Linked DNA regions of Mus musculus: region 2 is linked to region 1. The links are chromatin contacts, found by POLR2A ChIA-PET in ENCODE. All regions are on one chromosome and are shown on one strand. The core of a region is the stretch at or near the end of the contact, and the rest is flanking DNA. Distances in the headings are between cores, read along the strand shown. Region 1 holds the start of Tm4sf1 (transmembrane 4 superfamily member 1). Region 2 holds the start of Wwtr1 (WW domain containing transcription regulator 1).

Region 1 (2,700 bases), core at 35-2,534:
CTTGCTTCCTCAGCTCACAAACTCCAACTTCTCACCTGGAAAATTAACTCCTGAAGGAGAAACAGCCCTGTTCATCCTCCTTCTCCTGCCCTGTGCTCTTCTCTCTTCAGCACAACAAAACTGGGGAATAATTACCTAAGTCCTGACAGCTACTGACATTCTCCCCAGGGCAAGCCAGATGTAGGAAGCAAGCCAACTGGGAGAGAGCCTCACGTTTGGGGGGGGGGGGCGGAGAAAACTTGACATCTCACATCATAGGGGGAGTGTTGGGAGTCTGATGTCTCTTGGTCCCATTTCACAATAAGAACCATGTGCTTCTCACTGTGTAGATGATTATTTAATTTTAATATTTCAGAGTTACAGACTAGTGATATGGCTCAGTGGATAAGAGCACTGACTGCTCTTCCTAAGGTCCTGAGTTCAAATCCCAGCAACCACAGGTGGCTCACAACCATCTACAGCTACAGTGTACTCATATACATAAAATAAATAAATCTTAAAATAAATATTTCAGAATTACTTATTTATTCACTTTATATACATAAAATTTATTGAAAATAGGTCCTTTTCATATATATGCATTTCGTATATATATATATATATATATATATATATATATATATATATATATATATGTATCTATTTATCTATCTATTACACATACATACATACACATATAGATTCTGATTACAGTGCCCCTCTTACTCCTCCCAGTTCTCCCCACCTTTGTTTTAATCTCTGGCCTTTCTTCTCAACTGGACCTCAGTAGCACTATTTTATTTATTTATTTATTTATTTATTTATTTATTTATTTATTTATTAGTAGCATTGTTTATAAAGCTGTAAGTTTGGACTGCCTACATCAGTACACTTCAGTTCTGGCTGCTCATCAGAATCCCTTGGGGGTGGAGCTTTTTCTGACCAGCTTTCGAGACTGCTTCCCTAGAGCCAAGTCAACACAAGTGGTTTTGAAGACCTGTTTCTAGCCCTGTGTAGAAAGCCAGGATCACAGGCTCTAGCTACTGAAAATCAAAGGAAATGATACTCCAAGGGGCAAACAAATCTTTCTTTTTCATTAGTGTTTGCACACAGTCTGTCTCATGCATGTTCTGAAACCCCAATCTAAGCCATCCACTAGGAAGTCAGACTGTGCAGCCTGTTGCTGGGCAGGGAGAACCACAGGCATGTTTGGAGCTTTCAGTTGTGGCCTAGGAAACGCAGGGAGTTTCTTGTTTGAAAAACACAGCTGAAACCTGGGAGATTCCTCAGCTGGGGGCTGCTGTGAGATGCTTTATGAGGTCTACCAGTAAGTGTGAGGATGTCAAGGGATAAGAAATCAACACTGGTTTCATCTTGAACCTAGAATTTTATTTTAACCCATGAACAAAGTGAGCTGCAGTTTAAAGAGGGGGAAAGCCGGGTGGCTGTGCGTTAAGACCATTTTCTACTGCTTCTTCTCAACTGCCCCTTCGCCTGTGTGTCATGATTACAGTTTCAAATAAAGGAAACTACAGACCACCTACATTAGTAGACTCCAACTCCAGGTAAGCATTAGACTCACCCACTGGGGTGTGCTTCTCCTCTTGGTTTCAGGCATGATGACTGAGCACAGTGACTTCTGTCATGTGTTTGCAGAGCTGCAGTTAACTGTGCAGGACTCAACAGGTGTGATCTCTGATGCAGTCGTATCTAGTGACACTCAGATCCTTCAGAACCTGCTCTGGGCACCGTCTCATGACTCAAAGAAAAGGTACAGCTATATTCTTTCATGTGGACTGAGAAAGTAGAACCAGGTTTGTTCAGAAAACCAAGTCCTACGGACAGAGAGAACAAAGATGCAGGAAGGAATATGACAAAGGCCCTCTTGCTCCCCTTTGCTCCCGAGTCCCATGGTCCTATCTGTTATTCTCATCTGAAATTTCATAATGAATGCTTCTATAGATAAGGCAGCTGAGCTTGTATTTGTTACTTATAGTCATAAACTCTAACGAGCATGGTCACTACATATGAGTTATAGCACTTGTCATACTCACAGGAGTAAGAAGCCAGTGTCTTCTAGACAAGCAAGGGACATATATGTAGATACAACCAGGAGAGAGAAGATCTGAGTATGAATCTATCTCTAGACTCTCACAAACACACGGAAATATAGGCTTCTAATTTTAAGTTCTTAAAGGTTACCAAGTTCCATTGCCAACAAGCTAAACAACCTTTGGGAAAGATTTTTGTTGTTGTTTTATGCTGTTAACATCTTCAACTCTAAGATGTCCAGTGTGGTCTATGAAAACACTGGCAGTCACTCTCTCAAGACTTCTTTCAACATAAAAAGCTATACTAACATGGCACTTAGTATCGTAGGAGTTTTCTGTGGAATTATTCTTGAAAGTATTGTGTACATTAGATGGAGTGCCCAAACAGGCTTGTGAATGATGAGTAAGATTTAAGTGCTTTTAAATTTAAATATGATAATTTTGAGTCTGGGGAGACAGAAAAGTTGGTAGTACTTTCAGTTCAAACGTGTGGATCCCCATCTAAGTTCAGATCCCCAGCATCCGTGTAAAAACATAAGGCGTTTGGCAGCACCTGCCTGTAATGCCAGCCCTGGCGAGGCAGAGACAGGAGGCTCCTGGAGCTCCCTGGCCTGCTAGTCTAACCAGTTGGTGAACTTCAAATTCAGTGGTAGTATCAAAAACTAAGGTG
Region 2 (2,700 bases), core at 46-2,545, 270 kb before region 1:
CCAGCTGAGCCACAGTTTTGTTCTCTCTTCTGTCTTAAAGTAAAAATGATGGAGTGGCTTGCATTTGTCCCTTCACCTTGCTGTTAGGTCACAGTTGTCTTCATTTTCCTGTAGCACTGTCAACTGTGGATTTAATTTTGACTTTTATGTCTCTCTTTAATATGGTGAGGCACAGTGCCTGCATTTGATACAATTCTGCTGACAAACTTCCATGCAGCCTTGGCTAAGCAAAGTGCTTTGCGTGTATTGCCTCATTTAACCTATCTAATAAACTTGTCTATTAGAATCTGTGGGTCGGGTAGGGGCTTTCTGGAATGTAACTTAAAAAGCAGCCACCCTTTCTTGGAGAGAAGGAATAGTTGAGCAGCTGGCAGTGGGAAGGGCAAGGCCTCCTCCCTCTTCCCGGCAGCTGTCTTACCAGGCCAGACCTCCTCTCTCCAAAGGCTGGGGTCTCCACCTCTGGCCCATGTCCAGTCGGGTGGGAGGCTGTGTGGCTTTTTCCGGGTCACTGGCACACCCTCTCTATCCTAGCCACCTGCCCCTGTTCCATTCCAGTTCCAGGCTCCCTAGAGCGACCCAGGGACATTCCAATCCTCCCACTACCCTCGCAAACGCCGCGGGAGGAGGGAAGGGGGCGCAATTGCTTGGCCTTCTAGAACGCAGCTTTGTCTCGGCCTTCTAAGGATTGATGAAAGGCTTGAAAGTTGGTAGTTTACAATCGACTCCTCGGTGAAGCCGCATCTTCAGCAACAGCGGCACTTTTTGGGAAACCGTCTCGCAGACAACTGAAAGCCAAACAGCCAAGTTGTCTCCCCAGCAGACCAAATATGGTCACAAGCGTTAAGCAGCCTTCCGTGGAAAGTCTGGCCTCGCGGGTGTCTCCCTGAGCCAGGGTGCGCCCCGGTCCGACCTCTGGCAGATCCGCGCCCCGTGCCACATTCCGGGTGCTGGGCGCTCCCCTTAAGACGAGGGCAAGCGCTCAGGACAGACTCATTCTGGGCCTTGGACCCTCAACCGAGGGCCCTCCGTTATTCTCCGATTTGGTTTTTGTCCATAACCCCTTGATTTAACAGGCTTGAACCATTTTCTCTTTGATCCCGCCCCAAGTCAGTGGTAAACTCAAAGGAATGCAGATAGGCGCTCGGCGGGAGAGGTCGGAGCGGCGCGGCGGGGCGGGGGCACGGTCTCTCCCGAGCTGCGAAGTGCCCAGCCCACCCCCGCCAGCCGGGCTAGGGTGGGAGGAGGAGGAAGAGGAGGGGCGTGGGGCAGGCTGGCTCCGGCCAGGAGGTCATGCATAATTCAACAGCTCCACTTTCGGCCCGCCTCTTTCCTAAGGGTGGGAGTTTGCTTCAAACTTTGTTTATGGGACAGTCCGGGAGCCGCGGCGGCTGCGCTCGTCTACGTCTTCTCTGTCGCCTCCTCGCGCAGTGGGAGCGCCCGAGGCCGGTTCCGGGGATGTAAGAGGATAAGCCTTCGGCTGCTGGGAATCCGCTCGGGATCTGCCAGCCGGGACCGGGTTCCAGCTCGTCAGTTCGGGAGGCGCCCAGGCTTGGCTTCCCCGAGTCCCCAGGTAGCTCCCGCCGCGCCCCGCACCCTCTGTGGCGTCCGGCTCTTAGACGACCGCAGTCGGGACGCCTGGGGTTGCCGGTGGGGGTATTGGGCAGGGGAAGCTGCGACTGGGTCTGGTGCAGGCACCCCCCCCCCCCTTCCTCCCGCGGCTGCCTGCTCAGGGGAGCTTCTCTGTTGCGGGAAAGTTGCATAATCTCGGAGGCCAGGGGCGCCCCCTCCCCCACCGGCTGGTCCCTGGACCCATACCTAACTGTCTCTAGGTTCTCTCTGTCCTTCCCCGGGACTACCCCCTCCTCCTCTGACTTGCACCAAAAGGCTGATCTGATCTTTCTTTTTTCTTGTAGAAAGATGAATCCGTCCTCGGTGCCCCATCCGCTCCCGCCGCCAGGGCAGCAAGTCATCCACGTCACGCAGGACCTGGACACCGACCTCGAAGCCCTCTTCAACTCTGTCATGAACCCCAAGCCCAGCTCATGGCGGAAAAAGATCCTCCCGGAGTCCTTCTTTAAGGAGCCCGATTCCGGCTCGCACTCGCGCCAATCCAGCACAGACTCATCAGGCGGCCACCCGGGGCCTCGACTAGCTGGCGGCGCGCAGCACGTCCGCTCGCACTCGTCGCCCGCATCCCTGCAGCTGGGCACCGGTGCGGGAGCCGCTGGAGGCCCTGCACAGCAGCATGCACATCTCCGCCAGCAGTCCTATGACGTGACCGACGAGCTGCCGTTGCCCCCCGGGTGGGAGATGACCTTCACGGCCACTGGCCAGAGATACTTCCTTAAGTAAGTCTGCCGGCAGTCAAGAGGGGCAAAGTTGTGATGCCCTGGACGCTCGTGTGTTCGTGGCGTGTGTGTGTGTGTGTGTGTGTGTGTGTGTGTGTGTGTGAAAGAGAGACAGAGACAGAGAGAGAGAGACAGAGAGAGACTGAGAGACTGACTCTTCCAAGGTGCTTCAGAGATCTGCTAAGATAAAAAAGTAGGGGATGAATCTCTGGGAGTTGTACTTGACTAGAACAGAGAACGTTTCATGAAGTGGAAACTGCTTAAGCCCTAAGAGATCCAGGCCATTGGAAAACTTAAACTTGGGGAAAGGAATTTTGAGCGACTTTGGCCTAAATCTGGGTCTTAGGCCCTT

The links. ChIA-PET counts read pairs that join two places held with the same protein, here RNA polymerase II (POLR2A).
Region 2: POLR2A ChIA-PET joins it to region 1 with 29 read pairs in Patski. The contact joins the promoter of Wwtr1 here to the promoter of Tm4sf1 in region 1. POLR2A ChIA-PET finds 5 or more read pairs at or near these places in 2 of 5 experiments (Patski and embryonic stem cell).

Annotation. Positions count from the first base shown.
Region 1 is chr3:57,300,572-57,303,271 of GRCm38, reverse strand. It overlaps Tm4sf1 (transmembrane 4 superfamily member 1), which reads left to right and starts at 1,284. Exons shown (of 7, transcript NM_008536.4): 1 at 1,284-1,544; 2 at 1,636-1,750.
Region 2 is chr3:57,574,471-57,577,170 of GRCm38, reverse strand. It overlaps Wwtr1 (WW domain containing transcription regulator 1), which reads left to right and starts at 1,295. Exons shown (of 7, transcript NM_133784.3): 1 at 1,295-1,570; 2 at 1,914-2,348. The coding sequence starts at 1,918.